Regions from separate parts of the Homo sapiens genome. Here all the other regions are linked to region 1. The links are chromatin loops, found by intact Hi-C in ENCODE. Cell type or tissue: IMR-90. All regions are shown on one strand. Each heading gives the region's core, and the rest is flanking DNA. Links, peaks and the distances in the headings are about the cores only. Region 1 overlaps LINC02058 (long intergenic non-protein coding RNA 2058). Region 2 has its middle 110 kb from the start of LINC02058. Region 3 has its middle 310 kb from the start of LINC02058.

Evidence for each region. A loop is a pair of places that touch in the nucleus more often than their neighbours do. Peaks named below come from ENCODE experiments on the same cell type or tissue, not always from the same donor. Only the 100,000 strongest peaks of a DNase experiment are listed, where the experiment ranks them.
Region 2: a loop joins it to region 1, with 2.2 times the contacts of the local background. A loop is called at or near these places in 9 of 110 quality-filtered maps.
Region 3: a loop joins it to region 1, with 2.1 times the contacts of the local background. A loop is called at or near these places in 7 of 110 quality-filtered maps.

The regions. Positions count from the first base shown.
Region 1 is chr5:92,912,499-92,920,988 of GRCh38, forward strand. LINC02058 (long intergenic non-protein coding RNA 2058) reads right to left here. Exons shown (of 3, transcript XR_001742811.3): 2 at 1,508-1,637; 3 at 1-1,387. Among named protein-coding and RNA genes, the nearest start is that of LINC02058, 23 kb to the right of the region's middle. In IMR-90, for the core only: a CTCF peak has its summit at 3,682; no DNase peak of the experiment used is centred there.
Region 2 is chr5:93,048,988-93,057,477 of GRCh38, forward strand. No RefSeq gene overlaps it. Among named protein-coding and RNA genes, the nearest start is that of LINC02058, 110 kb to the left of the region's middle. In IMR-90, for the core only: no CTCF peak of the experiment used is centred there; a DNase peak (open chromatin) is centred at 4,944; H3K27ac peaks cover 686 bases.
Region 3 is chr5:93,240,701-93,249,190 of GRCh38, forward strand. No RefSeq gene overlaps it. Among named protein-coding and RNA genes, the nearest start is that of LINC02058, 310 kb to the left of the region's middle. RefSeq lists an enhancer at 5,596-6,101. In IMR-90, for the core only: no CTCF peak of the experiment used is centred there; no DNase peak of the experiment used is centred there; H3K27ac peaks cover 420 bases.

The DNA.
Region 1 (8,490 bases), core at 1,446-6,445:
GCAATGCAAGGTTCTGTGTTTAGAAGATGCTGTTTCATAAATAAATCCAAAGTGTGTGTGTGTGTATGTGTGTGCCTGTGTGTGAACTACAGAGGTTTCATTTCTCAAGCTAATTCTGTAACTATTCAGCAACAGCTGTCGCCATATTTATCTGTATTTACACTGGAGTTCATTCTCATCTTTCATGTTTTTTGCCTTTTCCGTATTTAAGGAAACTCACGGATGTCCTTAAGTGAATGAACACCTTTTTACGAAGCTATTCATGTTTGAGGAAAGAGTAGAGATATTGGACATATCATGTTTTAGCAAAATGTGTAGAAGGTTTAAATTTTCAAGACCTAAACAATTATTTCCCACAAGACTACTCCTAAGATTTAAAACCCCTCAACATTTTGCATTGTGCCTAAATTTACTTTATATCTTTTGCATTTGTTCTCTAAATTAATAGTAAAGTAGCATCTTTTTCTAGTTAACAAATATAATACAGAAACACTTCTGCTAAAGGGTTTGCCACATGATTTTTAAAACTCTCTCATTGAGAGTTTGGTCAACATTATTGAGTTAGACAATATATGTAATTCAATATTGTTAAAATCTTTAACAAATTTTTATTATTTAACCTAAAAATGAAGTTCAAATAATTCTTAAAAGTAAGTTATAATTAAGACATCTTATTATAGTTGTATTCAGGACATGTTTCAAGACAGTTATTACGCTTTTTTGAAAATGTGGTCAACTCTTGGTTTTTTGTTATAAAGCTAGATGATTTTTAACACATTGGATAACAAATTCTGTAGGATTCTACAGCTCAACATGCATGGAATAAATGCTATGGTAACTTGTTCCTCATCCTTTGCTGTGAGCATAAGTTTAAAAAAACAATGAATTCAGTGGTAGAGAAATTAATTTCAGACTGATGTTTCTAACTAGTCTGAGAAATAAAAGTTGGATCACTTGTGATTATCCAATTGCTAAATGAGGCAGAGTGATTTTTTTAAATGCTGAAATATAAATCCTGACAGTGCCACTCAGTCACTGTTAATTGTATAAATCTCTTAACGATTTTTTGTTTGCTTTGAGATAGTGTCTCCATCTGTCACCCAGGCAGGAGTGCAGTGGCGCAATCTCAGCTCACTGCAACCTCTGCCTGCTGGGTTTAAGCAATTCTCTTGTGCCTCAGCCTCCTGAATAGCTGGGACTACAGGTGTGCACCACCATACCTGGCTAATTTTTGTATTTTTAGTAGAGACGGGGTTTCGCCATGTTGATCAAGCTGATCTTGAAATCCTGACCTCACACAATCTGCCCACCTCAGCCTCCCGAAGTGCTAGGATTACAGGCATGAGCCACCGCATTCGGCCAACCATTCTGAGTTCACTTTTTTCATCTGTAAAATAAAAATAAATAGTAACTACTTTATAGGAAACAACCAACACTGGATTATGTGGAGGGAAGGGAGCCAGGAGAATAAATGCCCAGCCCTCACTCTCCACTTTCTGTATCTCACCTCACAATGGACAAATCCAACCCCAGTCTGGAAGGCAGGAGACCATGGATACAGTTCCCAGGGAGTCTCCAGAGCAGAGAGCAGGATGCAGAATGGTGAAGAGTGGATTCTGAGACATAAATGGAAAATGCTAGAATAGACATGAAAAAAAAAAGGAATAAGGCCATAAGACAAAGAGCCCAGAAAGATCTCATTTCTATAATAAAGTTGGAGAAAAATATAGAGGAGATAACACATAGGTGGAACATTGAAGAACAGAGCCAACCATGCAAAGACACAGGCAGAGAAAATTCTAAGCTGAAAGAAGAGTATTGGCAATGGCCCTATGGCAAGAAGTAGCTCATTGTATTATGTGATTTGAAGGAAGACTCATGTGACTTCACAAGTCAAAGTAAGAAATGTAGACTTAATTGGGTATGCAATGTGTTTTAAGCAGAGGAGTGCCATTTAGAATGACCCTTCTGGAAGCTGTGTAAAGAATGACTTGAACCAGAAAAATGGGGAGAAAATAAAGAAAATAAAAAGAAGAAAAGAACAATTTTTAAAAATCCAAACATGTAATCAAATAGATATCACAAGGCAAAACCAAATGATTAAACACCAAATGAATCACATAGACCACAAAGCTCGTAAGTGTTCAGAGACAGAACAGTGCCTTTCAACTTGAGTTGGTAATAAAGGTTTTATGGAAGCTTGGCTTTAAACTGAAATTTAAAGGCTGATGTAGAATGGTAACAAGTGGAGGAAAAGGGAGAGCCAATTCCAGAATAAGAAGAAATGGAAGTTGGATAGTTACAGGAATATTTGGGGAAGAATGAAAGAAGCTTTTTTTCTGGAAAGGAGTAAAGGGGAGGCCCAGGAAGGGAGGGAGAATAACATTTGCTGGCCATTAGTGACTTAATTTTCTGCTCTTCTCTGATAAAGTTATAATTCATAAGCAGTGTATTAGTCTGTTCTTATACTGCTATGAAGACATGTACCTAAGACTGGGTAATTTAAAAAGAAAACAGGTTTAATTGACTCACAGTTCCACATGGCTGGGGAGGCCTCAAGAAACTTACAATCACGGTGGAAGGAGAAGCAAGTACGTCTTACATGGCGGCAGGTGAGACAGAGAGAGAGAGAGAGAACATGCAGGAAAAACTACCACTTATAAAACCATCAGATCTCGTAAGAATTCACTCACTATCATGAGAACAGCATAGGGGAAACCTCCCCCATAATACAATCACTTCTCTCTATGGACATGTGGGGATTACAATTTGAGATGAGATTTGGGTGCAACACAGAGCCAAACTCTATCAACCAGGTAGGTATTTCAATGAGTTTTGTGAGATTTTCAGGTACTATGTACACTAGGGAGATACTTCGGGATTTGCCCCCTCAAATTACATCACATAACCAAGCTATCAACTGCTGACCCACTTGTGGAAATCTGGTTCTGACTAAAATTCTCCAAAGTTCAGAAATACCTGAATTAAAATGTGATTGCAGCAAGGCTTGCCAAGCCAGTGATAACAGTATTACTTGTGTTATCTGCTGTTTTAGAGTGTTCATATCATTGTTTCCTTGGTGAAGATAATTGAGAAAAAACTATGTATTTATTTGTTCTCACTAGTTTTTTAAACTAAGAAATCTGATACTATTAATAATTGAAAATGAGTTGTCATTTTACTGGCCTACAAAACACTGGACAAAGTAGAGATTGCAGTTATATAAATTTTGACGAATATAGTTTTAGTATTAAAAGATAAATATTAAAAATTATTTTTGAGACATTAAAGCCTCAACTTCATTGTTATACTGTGCATGTATATTTTATGTTGAATGGTATGTTTGTTTTTCCTGTAAATGGCATAGAATTTTCAAAATTGGGGTATTTTTCTTCCAGAATGCATTTATTTCTCCCCTGAAGTTTAATGTAAGGAATGTAATTAGCAATATACTTAGTTCTACAAATAATTTTTTTAAAACTGTTATATTCCATATCAACATTAAGCAATCAAAATGAATATTATGTATTCATGTATGAATTGAAGACTCAGAGAATTTAAGACATTTGCTCAAGGTCACATAACAAATAAAGGACACAACTGAAGCTTGAATTGAAAAACAATGGGAGAAAATCATTTTCTCATATCCCTTGTTTGCAATACTTTGAACCTCCCTCTGAGGGCATCAGAGTCATTAATAAACTCACAGTAATCTCAATTTCCTTGTAAGGAAGGTAAAAAATTGTACATATGTTTGTATTTCACAACAAGGCTAGTAATGACCGAGTGAAATTCAGATAAAGAGAGTAAACCGGACTTTTACCAAGAGTCGTGCTGCAAAGTGGCTTCACTTACTACACTCAAAGCACTTCTTATAGTTCATAATGCTATTGTCTCTGTGATTGTTTGATTCATGCCTTTTTCAATAGACTGTAAGAAAATGAACAATTGAACATTAGTATTCCAAATTAATTCATCCTTGAAATGCTTTTGGCTCTCTTTCTACATCAATCTGAAACCCACACTTTCATCAAGCCTATAGTATATTTCCACCAGCTCTATGTACACTTCCTGATTATAGAACCCATTCTTTATCCCCCTTTGTTTATCACACTCCATCTTACTTTTGCAGATTGTCTTTTCCCTAATGAGTGCAGTTTTCATGGAAAAAACCCAGGTTTCTGTCTTACCCGTAAGAAAATCAGGGGTTCCTGCATCTCTTTCTTTTCCAAAACTCTCCTCTCACCTTGCTTTACCTTCACGTGAGCTTGGCTAATTGAAGCCTCTTTACTGGGGCTTTAAATCTTGAGCAGGAAAATACAAGAACAGAATACAAGAACAAGCACAGAAGAAAAGACTAAAAGCAATCATTTTAAAGGACCACATCAGAAGCCTATATACAAATTCAATCAATATCTGTTGAATTAATTTTGAATTCAAGGACTACATAAGAAAATAATCATCAAATAAGGAAACTGTTCATTGAGTTAGATTTTCCTAATAAGATCTGAAAACATCAAAATGCGGACAATTCATTAACCACAATATCTTCTATAAAATGAAGTCTCATTCATGTTGAAATTCTGCAATTTTTTGCTAAACACTGGACTGAAGACTTTTATCTCATTGTTAAAGTCCATTAATAAGGCCAATAGAAGAGAGAGGAATGTGGAATTAATAGGCAAAAGAAAGTGAAGTAATAAAATGAAGTCCGTCATGGCCCATGGCCTTTTCTGCAATATTTTAGTACATTCCTTTGATAAGCAAATACCAAGATCGCATTGCATTCATAACATACTAGGAATTTGCACAAGTAGAGGTTGATTTCATTTCTTATGATTCAAAAATTCTAAATGATTCTCAGTGCTTGCAAACATCATAGTTGCTGGTATTTGAAAATTTCACTGTGTTGTCAATAATTTTTAAAAATAAAAAATTATATCAAATGCAGAAAACAGTCCATAGGGGTGTAAATAAGCCATAGAAGTAATGGCAATACTGCCTGCTTATATAGAACTTTACTGTTTAAAAGCACTTTAACAATTGTGGTTCAAATAATTTACATTATATGAAAGGAATTACTATGGAGGAATTAATAGGTTTAAATACCACTCACACATACAATATATAGAGACATAATATTTCATTTAAAAATTCAGTTTATTAGAAAACATATATATATTTATATATATATTTATTTTTTTCAATGACTTTGCCATAAGAACATATATTATTTCTCCCAAAGTAAGTAAATGTTGGCTTTTCACACACAAAAGATGATAAGGATAATGTTGAAATATTATTTCTCACAGCAATGTTTAAAGCATTTGTATTATGTAAATAATTCATGTATTTTTTTCTTGTTAATACCAATTTGTATAACTATGTATGAGGAATGTTAAGAAATGCCTCATCAGGAGGAGATGAAAGGCTGGCAAAACTTGAAAAATTGAAAGCTAAACAGAAGTGATGGTTATAGTCCTCCTTTCACATTAGAAACTATAAAATTTTCCTGTTTTGTCCCATTTCTCAGTTGGAACATACTCTCACGGAGGAAACACAGATAGATGAAAAATTAACTTCTTTTCTTCTTTAAGAAAACATAAGCAGAATCACTTTTGATTTCTTTAAGTAGTTCAATAAACAATGAGTACTATTTTAAAACTACAGGCATTCCATGGGAATTTCTCTAGAAAGAAATAACTTATATTGAATGTCATTTTATGAGTTGAGTTTATGGAAAGCTATAATCTTTCTGCAATACAGAGTGTAATATAAACTAACTCATGCATGTTTCTTTTTATCTTGGGTATATACAGGAGGCCCAAATTATATGTCAGAAATGACCTAATGTGATTTCTTTTTTCTGAGAGGAACAAGGGAATATTAAAATTGCAGGTATTTGCCAAGAGTTTGCTTAATTTATAAATGATCTGCTTGACTCTGGGTGCACTGGGATATCTTAGTTTTGTCCTAATAGGTTTTTCAGATCATCTTCTGGAATGAGAGGGTTCTACACCAGAGACAGAAAGAGTATTGGGGCAGGGAGAGAAAGGACAAAGGACAGCAAGTAGGAGGTTCCTCAAACGATGTTCTCTTCAAGAATTGGAAATCTTTCATTGATATCTTTGGGAGAACCAAGCCCAAAAATAAGGAAATAAAACATTAAAGGAATAATAACATCCCCAAGACCTTCTAAAGTTAGGGAAGAGATCATGGGAAATGGTGAAGGGCTAGCCACATGTACACTTCCCTATAGTCCAGGCCCAAATGTCCTAAAAATATGTTGAGGTGTCTTAAGGATTGGTAACTTCAATATGAGTTATATTTGCTTTTAGTGTTTATTTCCAGGTAGTCCTTAACAGTAAAAGCCCAAAACAAAAGGTCCCTACACATTTATTTTGGGGTCATAGAGAAAGAGAGAACCATATTTTTATCATATTATGGAGGTGCATGGGGAGGAACTCTAGAAGATCTAAATGTTTTGGGGATGCTGGAGAAGAAAAAAAAAGTCTAAGTAATCATTGTAATCTTCCAGAAGAAATAATAAAGGGGAGGAAAGTAAAAGCTTCAAAATGAAATTATATTACTTTATTAATAATACTTATTAATATTTGTTTTATTCTACCTCTCTAGAATTTCAGGTTTTGTAATGATTAAGGATATATGGATAAGAAGCCATTTATAACTTCACACTAGAATAGTATTTTGCTTTTGTACTGTACGTATTTGTATATGTCACCTTATTTAATATTTATATTAGTGCACTACATTTTATGAGTCAGAAAAATGAGGCTTACAACTACTACTTGATAGACCCATTAATTGGAGAAGCAAAGACTAGAACCTGAGTTTCTAACTGTCCACTTTTCCTTGAATGGTATAAATGTGTTTGTTTTTACTTTTTCTTCTTCATATCAGCATGAGTAGAGAAGAACAGAAATGATTCCAAAAGCAATGCTAAATCTAAAATCTTTTTTAAAGTGTGTATTACAGGATAGATGTTTAAACATGCCTTATTGAGATGGGCTTGTATTTGTCCAATCTAACAACTAAATCCTTTAAAAAAGTGTAGACATTTGTTTTGGCTTTCTTGAAATGGAGGAGACAATATATATGTAGTGCTTCATCCTGAAAATGTTATGAAAACTCATAATTCTTCTCTCTCTCCAGTGCCCCATATACAGGACAGATGTCAAGATATCTCTCTCACTCTTCCTCTGTTCCTTTCTCCTTCATTTTTTGCTGTCTTCTTTATTCCCTCCTTCTAGACAATTGCTGCTCATATTCTACCCCTCCAAAAGCCCTACTTCACCTCTGTGTGACCCCCTCTGCTTCTCCTGTCTTCAGGAATTACACTCGAATATTCTACTGTGACCTCCCTTAGCTTTGGAAGCAGATTTCCAGAATTCTAGTGGATAAAATTCCCCATCGTCATCATATATTTACCACTAAAATTTCTTTCCAATTTTTCTTTAGAATCCTCAAGTCATTTATTTTAAGAGTGTAGTACATCCTTCTTTCCAGAAGTGGCTATTTGATTCATAACTGTCAAATCAGGCCTTTCCTCTGGGATATAGATGATTGGTCCAGGATGGTTGATTGATACAAGAGTAGCGAATCCAAGCTGGTAGAATCAGCTTCTCTTTCTCAGAAACTTGAAACTTATAATCTAGAGACACAGACTGAGATTTGCCAGGGCTCAACATGAGCAGAGATGCAATAAGAGTAGTCACAAACTCCTGCTTCTGAGCTCCCCAGAGCTTCCTTCCCTTGCAGGACTTTGGTTCAGCTCATGCTTGGATACAGTAAAATCCTTAGTGTTATTCCAGTAAATCCTCTAGCCAGAGTCAGTTCTTGCTACCATACAAAACTATTTTCCAAAATTATCTAGATCAGTAGATGATTGATTAATCTAAAAATCATTAATTTCAAGTGGGAAGCCGTACAAGTGCTGAACACTTCAAACCTTTTATTTTTATTTGAAATAAGAAAATGTATACATAGTTTCAAATTAACTTTATATATTCTAATTAAATTTTCCATAGTTATTCTTGTGTAAACCACAGTCAAAATACAATAATTGTGATTTCCAGTTTAAATTTCTTCAAAGTGAAATGGGAATTTTAAGCTAATTATAAAGCAATGTGGGTAAAGAAACCTTCCAAATTTTAAGGATTATTTCCAGATTTATCATTGTTTTACCTACACCCCGATTCCTGAGCATTTTTCAATGATGTGCCATTACCAAATTTTCCCAAATACTCATTTAGTTTTAATACCTATGACAACTCTTTTTCACAATGATAATTCATAAGGAAATAGATATTAAATTAAATTACATAATTATTCATTCTTAAGCATTCAGCTCACTGGTAGGAGAAACAGTGCATCAGCATATTAGAGAATAACAACCTAATTCTTGCATTTAGCATGTTGGTGGCATTAGTGCATTTTATAAGGGAAATAGAGGGTACCTATCAATCTAGA
Region 2 (8,490 bases), core at 2,023-7,022, 140 kb after region 1:
GACATCCTTAAAAGGTCAAACTGAGTTACCATGTGACTCAGCAATTCTACTCCGAGGTATACACACAAGAGAAGTGGAAACACATCTCCACACAAAAACTTATACAAATGTTCATATCAGCATTATTCATAATAATCCAAAAGTGGATAAAGCCCGTATGTCCATCAACTGATAAATGGATAAATAAATATAATGTATTCAACATGCAATAGAATATTATCTGACAATAAAAAGGGAAAAAGTGCTGATACATGCTACAACATGGATGAGCCTTGTAAATATTATGCCAAGTGAAAGAAGATAGACAGAAAAGACTACATATTATATAATTCCATTTATGTGAAATGTCCAAAATAGGCAAATCCTTACAGGCAGCAAGTCAAGCAATGGCTGCCTATGATTAAGGGGGTTGGAAGAAATAGAGGGTGACTGCTAATAGTCATGTTTTCTTCTTGAGGTGATTAAAATATTCTAAAAATGATTGTGGTTGTGCACAACTCTGTGAATATAGTGAAAACCATTGACTTATATACTTTAAATGGGCAAATTGTATGGTACATAAAAAATATCTCAATAAAGCTGATACATATATACACGTATATACGCACACATATATATGTGTGTTTCTTTTGAAAGATATTAAGGATGGTACTTGCCCTGAATGACTGTAAAGGGTAAACCTGGAATAAACATGCAGAGTCTGGCTCCAGGGCCTGTGCATGCAACTACTAAGCTTACTGATTCTGCTCAAGGTAGTTTTGCTCTTCAATGTGATAACTGATTTCACTGAATCAAATATCTTCTTTAAAAACCCACCATACAGCCTGGCTCCAAATAAAAGTTTTCTGAGTGAACGTAGATGGATACTTCTTTCCAATAAAACAATATGATGTATGGTGAGTAACGATGTTGAATAAGTCATTTCAAGATGCTAAGAAGGTTAATTTTGAATGTCCAGATTCTTGATAAATCAGCAAAACCTGCAAATGTGTTGTTAGGACATTTAGTTGCTAACAACAATGAAAAATTCTTCATAGCTACTTAGCGTTTACATTTTTTATTACCTTACTCCCCAAAGAGTTGCAGTTATCATCCAATCATGTTTTTTAATTTAGGGGATAAAAAGGACAAATGTCAAAATATATTTATTATGTTATTATACATTATTATCTCCATTTCCTTTAGGATTCTGTTGAAGACTTTTGGAAAATTCAGAATGGATTTATAGAACTTTAGAGCAAAGGAACCTAAGAGAACATCTAGTAAAATTGTTCAACTGAAGAAAATTTAACTTAAAGAGGTCAAATAATTTATAAAGGCACTAGATTCAACAGAGAATAAAACTAAAGTCATCATCAACATCTTCACAACAATAACAAAAGAAATAATCAGTGCTTATTAAAAAATATTATGGTCAAGGCAACACACTATACACTCCTTATCTCATTTGACTTTCCTTGCAACTCTCTGTAAGATAGGTACTATTATTGTTTCCATTGTATAGACAAGAAAACTAAAGACAAGGCAAGTAATTTGCCCAAATCATAGCCAGCAAATAATGAATTTGGGATTTAAACCCAAGCCTTTCTGATGTATTCTTAGACATCTTACTATACCTTAATCACAATCAATTCAGCAATCTGATCTTTTTTTATTAATTTAAAAAAAATTAAGGGAGCTTTTATCGGGAACACCATGACTAATTTGAATCATATAACAAAATTGAGTCATAAATAAATATTTGCTCATAAGATATTTATTATATTCATTTATTACATTAATATTTTATAAAATAAAATATAATTGAAGCATAAAATAAAATTTATCATAAAAAGAATTAATTAGCCAGAATTTGGATTTGAAGAGATATTGTGACAGATTGTAACCTTCAGCCCTAAACAATATATAATGGCAATAAACTGTTTTCTCATCCTAATGCATAAATAAGACAGATTTATACCAGAGAAATGCACTTGCAGTAAATAATGCACAGTTAATTTAATCCTTTTTTGAAGTTATTCGTGTAGCTTATAATAAAGCCTTGCCTCCAAAAATGATAGAATTAAATCAGTCACTTCGGAGACCCAAAGATATATTAGTCATCATTCACAGCATCAAGACCTCTGCAGCAGGAGACACAAGAGTGTTGATGTCTTTGTAACTGCATGTGCTGCTCACTTAGAATGAGCCCAGTCTAGTTACCCAAAATTCCCCTCTGCCTGTCATTCCTCTGCCTGGAATGACTTCTCTCTTCTCTATTCCACAGGACTACCAATGTGCAATCCTCTCTCCTTGAGATTTTCAACTTGGAGTTCTTGGAGTTACTTATGAACTCTAGCTCATAATTGGTTTTGCCCTGCCTCAATTTCAAAGGTAATTAGCTAGAATCAACATTACCCATGCTATAACTTATATACTCATCATATGTTACTGATCATACATTTTATTGACTTGAGGTTGTTTTCACATGTTTATTTTTCCTCCTGCCAAAGTAATCATACAGTTCCTATGAAGAAAGATTCTAAATTTCTATTGATTTTTCATCCAGGTTTTACTGTGAAAGTTACACATATACACTGGAAGAGGCCTACATGCTTTAATGTACATGACAGTGAACAAAAACAACAAAAAAAATTATTCTTTTTTTTTTTTTTATTGATTTCACATCCGCCACCCACACACCTCATAGAAGCTGTCTGCTGGGGTTCCATCAATTCCTGATGTGTCATTAGGCTGCAGATTCCTCTGCTTTAGGAACTGATCACAGCCACATGGATGAAAAGTCCATTCTAAATATAATAGAACCATGTTATATTATAAGTATATATAAGCATTAATAGCAGAGTATATTATAAGATAATGACATTTGCATCATTTTTTTCTTTAAGAAATGCAATCTTTTCACTTACATTAGTATTGATAAGGTTTTTATGTTGATTAACTATGATTCATAAATCTTCATTTGGGAATAAACAAGTTCTCCCCTTAAAGAGATAAGATATCTGGGTGGTAATATCCTTTATTTTTTCTTAAGACTCTTTAAGCTTTTAGATGAGATTCTGAAGTTCGCACAAATTATTCTGAGACAGTGAGCAACTTCTAGATCCATGCCATCTCTATCACACAAAACAGTGATCTAATCCTCCCATTCAATATATTTATAAGAAAAAATTCGTGTTTGCCCATTTGATCTTCCCTCACTTTATCCCTAGGAATATTAGGATTTCCATTCATTTCTGCTGGGACTGAAAAGCTTAGTTCTTCTGCAGGCTAGACCTGGGATATGCTCCATGAAGCAGCAACACAGAGCCTATTTCTCATTGCATGTTATTGCTGCTGCTGCAGATGCTCCAAAGGGCTGCACCTTGGGTGTCTTGCATTATTTTTATAGGTATTTATTTGGGTTCATTACCCCAGCAGCTAGAGCATACCTCTATCCATATTCTGCAGGGCTTCCCAGTAGACACAGCTTTGTGTGTCCACTGGTTTGAGCCTCCTGTTAATGATGATAGCCCCGTCCACTGGGGTGGTGGATGGGGCTCTTCCTGTAAGTTCTGTTCATACCATGTCAGGTAGCTAGTACTGTATAACACTCATTTGGGTTTTCTATTCTCCTACCTGCTATTCATCTTTATATATTTTGGTTAGTATCCTTAAATACCATAATTCCTAATCTGAAAAGTGTATGTACTATACAGAATTCTATTATAATAGACTAGGGTTAAATACCAACAGCAACAACAAAAACTTGTTTGAGAAGCTCAGAAGCTCCTGTGATTTCAATTAGATATAGACCAGAAAAGATTTGGTGTTCTTTCCTACAAACAAGTTTAGAAAAAATAAAAGAGGTGTTATGTAGCTTTTTTCCTCCAAGAATTTTTAATATTGCCTTATTGAAATATGAAAGTGTAAAATGTAAATGCATTATAGTTTCATCACTTGACTCTATGTATCACTCTGCATTTGAAATGCATTTTAACAGTTCTACAGGTTCACAGTACTTTATCCACAATCCTAAAACCCTAAAAGATCTGAAAACCAAATATTTTCAAACGGTAACTCCAAAACACATTTTGTGGCAAAATCCGACTCAAATCGACTTTTATCCACTTAGTGTAAATGGTCATATATTTTATTTTAGAAATATTTATAAGTTTTATTTCAGGATATTGTCCCAGTCCTCACTGGCAATGTGATGTACATGCACTGTACTATCTTTCTCAATGCTAAAAATTCTAAATTCTGAAAACATGTTTGGCCCCAATAGCTTTATATACAGGGTCATGGATCAATGGCTATCTAGCTGAATGCTAGTACTAACATAGGAACTATGCCTAAAGTGTATGTACGTATGTATATATCTACATATATAAATATACATACGCCGAAATAAACTCACAAAATTGGAATAAGGCAAGAATCAGAAGAAAAATTAAGAATATGTTAAACTTCAGCCTATATTCAACATTGTACTGTACAGAATAAAATTTAAAACACCATAAATGACCACAAATAGGGTATTGGCTGAATGTATTCAGGCACATCTGTAAAAGGGGTACAAGTAGCCATAAAAACGACACCACTACAGAGTATTTGATGACATAAAAAATGTTTATAGTACATTATTAACAGAAAAGCAGGTCATCAACAATTCAAATAAAATAAAACTTTTATAAACCTGTATACATACATATAAATTAATGTGAGCAAATAGACTAATGGTTATTTCCGGATGATGGGCTTTTCAATGGTTTTTATTTTCTACTCTTTGGTTTTTCTTTAATTTCTTTTTATCATAAAATTGTATTGCTTCTTTTTTAAAAGCTTTTGTTTTGTTTGATAAGAAAGCCTAAGAGAACATGAAAGAAATAATCTGGACAAATAGTTGAAAGAAAAGCAGATGATGACTAAGCCTCAAATGCTAAATAATCACATGCCTTTCCCTTGCTGTATATATGAAGAGCTGGTTCAGTGTTTGTTTGCTCTGGTGGGTAAAAGTTCATTTCATGAAAAGAGAATTACACAAAATCACAGAGAAATTTTAGCATTTATGGGCTGTGCTTTGTATACAAAGATGATGTTATTGACTCCTTGACACTGAGGAAACTTCAGTATTTCTTCATGGCTGCAATTACCCAATTTGGGAAATGAACCAGACACCAGAGCTTCATCTAGATGACAGTTTAGACATAAAGTGCTGTGGCTGCCATTTTCTTTTTTTTTTTTTAGTTCCAATTGCATGCAGCAAAGCAATAATGTACAGCCCTAAACTCCCATTCTCTTCAAATAGTATATGCTCTTTAAATAATTTTAAATTAAGAATGTAAATATTACTCCCACTCAGCAAACTATAAGTGGCATCATCTTTGTTGTTATAATACAATATGTTAATAAGTATATAAAATCCTTTTTGATCGAAGTGCTGCATAACAGAAAAAATTTTTACAATGAGAATAAGCATTAATCTGGGCATTTTGGGGAGTTCATATCACAGAACCTTGAAAGCCAGTCTAAATATTGATCTAAACTGCCCATACTATTCTCCAGGTCTTCAAGCCATACAATTCCATATTCAAGATGATTCTTTCTAGATTGGGGGCTAACGGTAATGGTTATAAAGTATTTTGTTAATGACTCAGCAAATATCTATTACATCTCCTTCATTTACATGACCTCTTTATTTTTAAAATCCAAAGAATATGTCATTTCTTGTCCTTGGAGAACTTATATATTCTACTTTGAAAAAACAAAAATTCCTAGATGTAAGTTAAATCATAACTCAAAAATTCAAAATAGTCTATGTCAAGAGATGGTATAAGCCTGCACACAATTAAAGGCTAAATATCTGCAGGTATTTTTAAGTCAGAATATTGTTTCCTGGGGTTGGAAATACATAATGCAAATCCATGAAGAGGGGAGGGCTTCAAACATGTCTTGAGGAGTTGTGAAATATGAGCAGAGAAGAGGAAGCACATTCCAGATGGGGCAATAGTATGAGGCAAGATGCAGAGAAGTCAAAAACAAGGACTATATAATAGCTAAGATTCCCTTGAGGCGGGGGGTTACTATGTGCATTGCACTGTCACATCATTTAATTCTCACAAAAACTCTATGAGATTGATACAAATATGAACCTGTTCATGACCACCCTGCCTAATAAGGACTCTCCACCATTCCCATTCTCCATCTCTATCTATTAGTCTGATACATTTTCTTCATGACACTTTCATTATCAAAAAATATATAATTCATTAATTTATTTACTTCTTTAATGCAAGCTGCCAGAGTGCTGGGACTTGTTTGCTACAATATCCCTAGTACCTGAAACAATTCCTAGATCAGAGTCACACACAGTATGTACTTATTAACAGTGTCATCCCTTTTATGAATGAAGACCCTAATGGGCAGTGAGGGGTTACATAACTAGTCCAATACCACATGATCAGAATTTGAACTCAGGACTCTTCTTGCTCCAAAAGCACATGTGATACTATCCCCCAATGAATCATTAGAAAACAATAAGTTGGTCCCTTTTGAAGAATATATAAATTTCCTTGGGTTTTTGTTTTATTTATTTATTGTTTATTGGCATCCTAATAACAGGAAATAAAATTACACTAGAAGTCTAGTGTCAGACTATAAAGGCCTTGATTTTCAGGTTAAGATTTCTGAATTTTATTATGAGAAGACATTCTACAATGTAAACAGAGTTAGGGAGAATTGATGTATCTGTCATCATGTTGGAGATGGGAATGAGGAAGCCTAAACCTAAAACCAGAGCCTTAAGAGATTGCTGAGAAGAGCGGCAAGTGTGTTGACATCTGGACTAGGATTTAGCAGTGTACAGGAAAGAGAGAAAAAATACAAGAAGAATTACAGAAAAAATTTAACTTTTCTTCTGCAATTCTCTGCCTGCAAAGTCTTTTGCCAATTCTCCCCTATGGGAATCTTAGTCTTCAAGACTGGCATAAATCTAGATTCTTCTGGGATTTCTCCTCCAACAATTCTAGGCACAAGTCCTTTGGAGCACTTTGCTCACATTCACCTAGTGTCACACCAGAGTACAATATGGTTAACAACAGAGGGAAAGAAAAAAGCTGCATTGGTCTTCTGAGAGCCTTGAGATCTGCAAGTAAGTCTTAGTCATCTGTTTATCTCCAGCAGGTACTACAGTATTGGAGGCTGTGATGGTTCATTTTATGCCTCACCTGCACTGAGTCACAGGATACCCGGATATCTGGTTAAATGCTTGTACTAGTCCGTTTTTACGCTGCTGATAAAGACATACCCAAGACTAGGCTATTTACAAAAGAAAGAGGTTTAATGGGCTTACAGTTCCACATGGCTGGGGAGGCCTCACAATCATGGCAGAAGGTACAAGGTACATCTCACATGGTGGCAGACAAGAGAAGAGAGCTTGTGCAGGGAAACTCCCCTATAAACCCATCAGATCTCGTGAGACTTATTCACTATCCTGAGAACAACACAGGAAAGAACTTTCCCCATGATTCAATTACCTCCCACAGGGTCCCTCCCACAACATGTGGGAATTCAAGATGAGGTTTGGATGAGGACACAGCCACACCATATCAACGCTATTTCTGGGTGTGCCTGTGAGGGGTTTCCAGAAGAGATTCACATTTGAATCAGTGGACTGAGTAAAGTAGATTGCCCTCCCCAATGTTGGTGGGCATGATCCAATCTGTCAAGAGCCTGAATAGAACAAAAAGGCAGATGAAGGAAGAATTCTCTGCTCTCTGCCTGATTGCTTGACCTGCAACATCATCTTCTTCTGCCCTCTGACTGGGACTTAGACCATTGGTACTTCTGGTTCTTGGGCCTTAGGAATTGGAATAGAACTCCCATCATCAGTTCTCTGAGTTTGAACTTGGACAAAAAGTACAAGAATGGCTTTCCTAGAGCTCCAGCTTTTAAATAACCATGGGACTTCCAAGCATTCATAATTGTATGAGCCAGTTTCTCGTAACAAATTACATATATATACACATAAACCTATATATATGTGTGTGTACATATATATGTATAAAACAATGTATAAAAATATTTACATTGGTTCTGTATCTTTGGAGAACCCTGACTAATATGTGTACTTTTGACACTAACATTTATTGCATAAGCAAAGCAGACACCCTGAGATTTTCAGGCCAGGTATTGGAAAGAGGTGGCCGTTCTGACAGAAATGGGCACTCCAAAACTGCACTGAAACAAAGGCTTGGGACTTATTGACAAATAGGAGTATCCAGAAGAGGAGCCAGGGAGGATGGAAAGTGTAACTGTACACACTAAATAAGGTGAAGTGACAGCCAGAGAGCCAAGTTGAAATGTTCAGCTAGAAGCAAGAGACAAGATCCTGAAGTTCTGAAGGTCAAGATCAAAGAGGTGAGATTTGAGTATTATTGACATAAAGACGAAAGTTGAAGACGTGAGAGTAGATAACAGCACCTAAATTCACAGCAGCTGTAACAAGAC
Region 3 (8,490 bases), core at 1,697-6,696, 330 kb after region 1:
TTCAGCTTCTCACTCTATCCAGTACTTCACTGATTACTTCTTTTTAAGTTATCTTCCAAAACCACTCTCCAATAAAACTTCAGCTTGTGCATGCAACTTCCCATCTCACAGTCTGGTTCCAAGGATCCCAATCTACTTTCATGCTTTTGAAAGAAGGGTATAGTTACCTACACAGTTCCTAGCTAAAAAAAAGTTCTGGTTCAAAATACTAGCAAACAGGTGCCCTATCTTATCTTAACTTTTCCAAAGTTCTTGGAGTCAGCAGGGATTTTTGTCTCTGTCTCTCACAAATAAAGAAACTGAAGATGAAAATAAAGAAACTAAAGAGAGATGAAGTGTCCAAGATCACACATCTAGGACACAGTGGGCCCAGGACTCAAACCCTGGCCTTCTCAATCTTACCCAGTGTTCTTATCCTACACCAGACAGTTTGGAAAGTGGTCTGGTTTTAAGAAAAGAATATGGACATCGAAATAGGTAAACTTGGGCTTTCCTTTTCTACCAGTTACTAACCATGTGATTTTCAGTAACTCATTTAACTTCTCAAAATTTAATTTCTTAGGTGGCCTTGTGTTTATAAAATTGACATAAACATACCTCCTCATAGCATTATTGTGAGAATTAATTGAAACATAGAAGACACTATTTCCTGTTCTCATAAAGGAGTGGTGATGTATAAAATCAAAGATGTTTGTAAAGTTCAGATTATGGAACTTGGAATATTTTTCTGATCATCCCATTGAAAGTGACCTCTCCTTTTGATCATCTCTTATTTATATTTCTCTAGAATTACACATATTGTAGTTTACACTACTTTTAGAAACATGCACATTTTATTTTTTATAGGCTTTATTTTATAGTTATTTGCCTTAATTTGCCAATCAGTATGTAAAATCTTTGAGGGCCAGAATGGTCCTAGACATTTCTGTACACGTCTCGGAGCCTTGCTCAGTAAGTGCCAGAGAGTAAATGTTGCATGGATGTATTTTGCCAGTGCTGATACACGCTGAATAAACAGATGTTTTGTGGTGCTGTGCCTGCCCCAGTAAGTTGTCATGTGCAGGCAAGAAGATAATACATTTACTCTGAGAACAGGCTACTCTGGAAGACATAGAGGAAGTTGCAACCAAAGGGAACAGTGAATTGAAACATCCAACCTGCCCTATAAAAGAATGTGGACCTATGGACGTCAGATTTTCCCAGTACCAACAAGTAGCTAAATCACTCATTTTAAAATCACTAACTAAACTCATTTTAATGAGTTAAAATAGCACGATATTAGAGTAAGGGTTACTCTTATGGGGGATAAGAGTAAAGAGTGGGGGGAAATGGGAAGTGCTGCTCCACTAGTGTTCATTCCTGGGAAACATGGAAACAAGGACTAGGAAGAGGGTTCCCCCAACAGTGTGCATTTACAAACACTAATCTCAGTCAAATCGGAAGTAAAGGCTTTTGCTGAGATGGAGGATGGGGTGGAAATGCTGCTGTAGGAAATGTGATAGGGTGTCAGCAAAAGAATTGTGAGCAGCCACAAAATTAGAAAGCATGACTCTGTACGGATCCCAGTCGGAACAGTTTTGTGATTTTCAATAGCAACATTCAACAGCCCAGCTGTATGACAAGAGAAATAATACAGTAAGGATGACCCTGGGTGGAGAAATTCTCTTCCCTTGACTAATTCCTTGTGCTTGTTCATAGATTTAAATATATATGACGAAGTGTCAACTCATTAGAAATATTAACATATTGAATTCTAGCTCTTATCCTCCTATCGGAGAGATGGTACAGCAAAGCTATTAAGAGCAAAAGCTCTACAGACTAATAGTCCTAGATTTGAATCCAGTCCCTATTCCAATTAGCAGTATATCCTTGGGAACATTATTTAACTGTACTATATATTGTATATACAATAGTACATATCCCTTAAATTAATTGTGAGAATTAAATAATGCACAAAGCATTTTAACACAGTGCTCATGAATGCTGAATAAATGTTAAATAACAATAAATGAGGAAAAGAACTTGGCACACACAAGATTAAGCACTACTTGGTTTATAGCTTATGAGAGTTAGATCAGAGGTTATGAAACTAGCACTTATTATAATTTATAATTAAATAGAATTTTCTTATTTATTATTTACTCCCCAACAGAATATAGATTCCATAAAAGCAGAGACCTTCTCTGTTTTGACCAATTATTGCCCAAATATAGTACCGAACACATAGCAGGTATTAACTGAATAATCAGTTAATTAATTAAAATGAGCACGCTATTAAGCTAAGAGAGTGATCACAGAAATACTTTATTAGGAACTTGTGTTTCCAGATCACTCTGCAAGTTATCATACTGATTAAAAAATACATAACATAAACAACAAATCAATCTAACTTTCTTCCAAATTTCTAGTTAAATGCCTTTCCTTCCCCCAACAAAAGATAACCTGCCGTTTTGTTAGTTCTGTTAAATATCCATTCCTTCAGTGACTCCTCCCTCCCTGGCCTACAGAAATTTCATCTTCCTTTGGCGAGATTAAGGGACTGATAGTTTTCATAGTGTGTATGTGGTATTGTGTGTGTGGTATTGTGTGTGTGTTTTCTCATCACAACACTTTTACTTTGTCACCTAGAGCAGCCCCCTTTTTCTGTTTGCAATCCCTGCCACTATTCCTACTTACTGTCCACAATTGCCACTTTAATTTCCCTCTATAATTTGACATTTCTATTAGAATCTTGAATCCCCTTAGAACTTTCATCAAACAGTGTAATCAGTAACATATTATAGAAAGTGGCCATCTTTTACATTTATCCTGAAATTGTGGATAGAGTAAGTAGACAAATATTTGTTTCATTGCGTTATCACTTTTAAAGCAAAACTCCAGGAAGCATTTTTTAAGTAGAAATTGTGAAGGGATACTGGATGCCAGGAGTGTAAAAATAACTAAGATGGGAAGTTGCCATTTCCTCTGCTAATTGACATCACTGTGTCAAAGTTTTCAGCTTTTCAGGACTCATTTTTGCTTTTTGAATACATGAAAAACAACTAGAGACCTTCACACCTTTTGCAAACTGTTGTTTACTGGGAAGAACTTCTTTAACATTGGTTGACTGTGAGCAATGCTTATTTATTTTCTTATCTCTCTTTCTAGTAAATAATAGATCTTACCTAAAAATGGCTGAGGCAACCCTAAAGGCTTTGTGATTCAAACCTTAAATGACAAGCTGCCATCACACTAGCCTTCCCCACTGACAGGGAATCCTTCCTCTGGATCTTCAACAAGGGCCCCCTGATCCACACAGCTTTGAGAATATTCAGCTAGTAGAATTTAGATCATATTTGCTATGTGTGTCCAGCTATTTTTCTTTCCAGTATGTTTCTTGAATTCACCCTTGGAATGCACCTTGATGTAGCTTCTGGTAGAAATTAAATATGATTCCTTTCAAGGATGTAATTAAAGAAATCCCTTTTTAAAGATAACTCCTATTGCCGGAAATAATATTTTAATTTATTTATCATTGGCTTTGGTGCTGAAGCTAAGTCTCTGTTAATACAAAAGAGAGAGTAACTTCCAGATTACTGATTTACTTCGCCTTCAGTCAAATTTTTGAAATATTTGGAAAAACTGATTCTGGGTGATTTAAGCCCATACAGCCACATGAGTAAAGTGATTTGGCTGGTAATAGGAAAGAAAAGCGAAATAAGTAAGTAAATAAATAGAAAAAGCCACCGCATCACAGGTTCAGAAATAGCAGAAACAAGAGTATTTTTCTCATGTGAAGGCTGTCTTGTGGAATTAGGTGTGTGAGTTCAATTTCATATAGCAATGGACCCCTCAAAGAGGAGTTAATTCAAAGGTAGAGACTAAGTAAATATTGCTTAGAGAAGCAACTGCATACACAGAAAAAATAATCAGCATCAACACGTCAGAGATAAACCAAGCTAATGCACAGTCAGATACCCAGAAAAAGTCAAGTCTATGTCTTTTGTGAAAAGAATGCTAATTCTCAAAAAGCTCATGAAGACTTCACCTAGCCTTTTTGTTTCTTGAATAACAATTATAAACTTTGAAATTGAAGCTATGATTCTGTTATTGTTTCATATCTTTACAATTCCTGTTACTCATCATATACTAGAAGATCCCTCCGTAAGTAAGTAAAATAGTTTTCTAGGAGGGTGCTGGGGTATCACGAACCCAAATGAAGCAGAAATTGACCCAGTAGAACATTGGTAGTCTCAATAAGTTAAAGTATCTTCCAAGTGCTGTGTGTTTGGAGAAGGAGTTTTGTTTTCAGAAACAGCAAATACTCTCAAACCAGTTAAATAAGCATCCATACAAAGTCCACTATGTGCAAAGCCCCATATTTGATACTTGGGGAGACAGCCAGGAACAGTACATTTGTCAAAGGAAAGGTAAGAAGTGAACACAAGTAACTTTAAAACAAGGCAGAATATAAACATACTATATTGGGGCTTAAAACAATGCACCATGAAAAGAAACAAAGATGTATTTAGTTCAGATTAGTTTGGGAGTTAGGGGTGGTCTTCAGCTGGAGAAAGAGCTTATTTACTATTAGTTATTATTTTGAAGAGTTTCCTTTGTTATGATAAAAGTGTCATCCAGAGGGTATCATAAGCATGAATAAATGATTAAATACAATCAAAACCTGAGGCAAGCGACTTCTTTTGGCTTGGATCCTGAAGACTCCTGGGCAGACTTGAAGCTAAGCCAGACATGCTTGCCCAGTTGCGTGGGCCACTTTGGCCATTCGAGCTTGGATTAGCTTTTGGTGGACTGACCTGGATCTCCTGAAGTGACCCATAATTTCCAAGACCACTGGTGAAAAACCCACTCATGAATCTTCAACTCTCAACACAAAGTCTGTGAGCCCACATACAGCAACCATCACTGGAGCCACACATGTGCCCTCTGTAAGGCACATGTATTTTAAATATTAAGCACACTTTAAAAGTTTATTTTGCCCAGGATTTTAAAAACCACATTTAAAAACTACTGTAAATATTTAAAGAAGGATACAGTGTTGAAGAATGAAACTTTTAGGTTTGTCCTACTAGCCATCTTTAATTGTACTGTTATCCCTGCCTCTTTTTTCCTACAGAGCAGTCACAGTTGTTCACAGAAGCCTTGCTTCTGCACAATTTTTGAAAATAGAGTTTACATTGAAAAACACTGGATTTGAGAGATCAGTCACCTAATATGCGAATAAAAACCAAAAACTAAATTTTAACAAAGGTCCGGCAGCCTTCTCTTGGTCTTTTCCTAAGTGCTTAGTTTGCAGTTCTAACTGTAATCTAATCAATGCTTTTCTGATTCAAATATCAATACTTAATATTTACTGCCAGAATACTAAGTTAGATGGCCTGGCCACCTCCTCCTTAACAAGAAAAAATGATCTAAGCACTAGCCAGGCTTTGATGAGGCAGGGAATGAACTGAAGAGAGCCTCCTTCCGCCAACACAGCAGCAATGTGTTTTCTGTCTCAACTGAACGTCCACAAACTTGTAATTTATTTGGAAAAATATGTTGCAGATAAGCAAAAAAAGGCATCTGGAAGCCTTCTTGCCAAATGGTAACTTTCTGGAAGTTTCCTCATTTAGAAGTAATTTCTGGAAAATTTCTTGATTAATACAAATCCGTGAACAAACTTAAAAATGATGGCTTTGTTATTGCTTTGGCACAATATGTTAACAACACTGTGAGTGCTGCCAAAACTCTGAGAGTTCTTTCATGCGGATTATGGTCTTGTTTACATATCCAGCTGTACTGAGGCCTTGTCCATGGTGGTAACCTAACAATGTTCCCAGTGGGGGTGCCCATTAGGGGAGGGGAGACTAACTGAAGTTTAGTTTGTTTAAATTGAGCAAGAATGCACAGCGGCACTCAGATCTTTGGGGAATGTGTTGGAAGCATACCCTTTCTGGGATCTGTTTTCGTTTATTTAAGGGGGATGTTTGCATTGCTCAAAAATTGCAGTACACAAACTTGCCATGCAAAATGCCTTCCACATGTTTACTGTGGTCTATACAGAAGTGAGTAGAAAACACAAATAGTACTTGATTGAAGTAAAATGCTAAATAAAATAGTAATTGCTGGCCTTGGTCATTTTATTAATTAAAATCCCAAACCACTCTCTGTTGTATGTATGTGTGCATATATGTGTAAAATAAATTCTCCCAAGCATGACCATTTAGATCTGATAGGAAAGATAAAATTCACTGAAGAAAGTGAATTTGAAATTGTGAGAAGTTTGTTCCCGTTGATGGGACATTTATGCAAATTTTGTGTTGTTTTGCACCGATTTGTATACATGGATTTCACCGATATTTTATTTTACAGGTTCTAATAACAAAATAATAATTGCTTTTCCCCAAGAACAAATGTGAGAAACGATACATGTTTTCTCATTTTTGACAAAAATTTTAGCAGGATTTTAGTTGCTGCATGTTATTACTAAAAAAGAATCAGGGATATGAGTTGCCTCTGCTCTTACTTCCTGACATTTATGAAGTCTACAAATGAAAATAGTCTGTTCAGAAGAAACTTCCACTTTTTGTGCTTTTATCTTTGCCAGTAGTAGAGAGTCACGAGTAGACCAAGGAGACCTCAGGCAACTGCAGTAGCCTAACTCTGTTAGATAAAGGCTCCTCACAAAGTATTTCTTGTCTGACACCAGCTGAGAGGCCAAGGTGCTTCTGTTATGTTAAAAACGTACCAAGGTTTAACTTGATCTATTGGATATCATTTAGGTCAAAATAAAATTCTTATTGGAAAACTCATAATTCATACAGTTTTTAATTCTTCAAATTACATCTTAGGTCAGTTTTATCAAAGTAATTTTCATCATGGAATTTATTTATTAGTTTAATCAAAAAGTGAAACTCCAATAAGTATTTTTCCAAAAAAGCCATGTTTTCATTTCTCAAAAAAAAAATCTATTTTAAAAAATAATTTCAGTATATAATATTAGCTTTGGTATCAGTATGTCAGGATTTTAATTAAATGTATTATGTTATTTTGTTCTAACATAGAAATCTCATTAATATGCAGGAGAAAAAATATAACGTTCCCATTGTCTATGGAACTGTTGAGTCGCTTACTTCTGTGTCTCTTACTTAGCATTCCCGCACGAAAATGGCATATTCTGTGGCTCTGTTTAGGAAGGTGCAATGTATTCCCACACTGTTACCAAGCTTCAAATTTAAGCTTCAAATTTAAACCATGATCATTGGATTACAAAGCCATTTTTATTTTTCCTATCACTGAGTTTTACTCCTACATTTTTTTCAAAAAGTTTCATATATTAACATACCTTTGAGTCAATATTAACAAGGAGAAGTAAACAGAATAAAAGTGCAAAGAACACAGTATCAGGCTACCTAGGTTTTTATACTTACTTCTACTTACCAGTTACATGCCTTTGCACAAGTTACATATCCTGTCTCCAGCTCTGTTTCCTCTTCTAGAGAAATGAATCTAATAATGCTAACTTTCTCATTGGATTATGTTGAGGATTAAACCAAATAATACACATATAATACTGAAAAAGTGCCTGGCATATAGTAAGCCCTCAATAAATGGTAGGTATAAAACTAGTACTAGACGGATTGGCCATTAATTTTAGTTAATTTTTAAATTCTTTTTAGAATTTTATGTGTTTTAAAGCAGTTAATAGAGGCATGTTAAAAAATATCCAAGACCTTGTTGACACAGTATTTCTAAAAGTATTCATAATTATGCTGACAATATTATGTCTATTCAGACAGCCAAACCTGGAAATATTTAGAAACTATTAAGTTTATGAAAGACAAGTCTGACTAAACCACTTAAAAGCAAGCCTGTTGATATGCTATTTCTAAAATTCTTCTAGGGAAAACATTGTGAGGTTAAAATAGAACAAAGAATAGATTGTGACAAATTCCTATGGACTCTAAATAATATTAATAATGATAAGCTTAATATTCAAATAGTTTCAGAGCATTGTATTCAGTATATAATTATTCTTCACTATGAATTATTTTCTTGCATTCAAAAAACGTATTCTTTAGTGACAACTTAATTTTAAAATACAGTATTAAATATATTAGATATTCTTTTTTAAGAGTATTCTTAAAATAGAATACTCTTCGTATCTAGAAGGAACGGCTAAATGTGTCCACAGTCTAACAATTGAATTTCTTTAAAATTTTGTCCAACAGAGCTTCAGTGAATTGGCACCAAGAATAACCATTCTGGGCTTCTGGGTTATTTATCTACATTTTCAGTGCTACCTTGGTAGATACCAGGCCAATTTCCTAGATAGGCCAGAGGAAGGGAGAGGTGGGGGTGTTTCACTACCATCTCTGGGTTAGTTCAGCACAAATTACTTTCCAATCCTGTTTCTAATTCTTATTTGCTTCCCAAGGACATAAACAATATAGAGTGTTAGGAAAACAAATCTTTTAGAAAAAAGTTTGATGTTTATAATTTAATAAT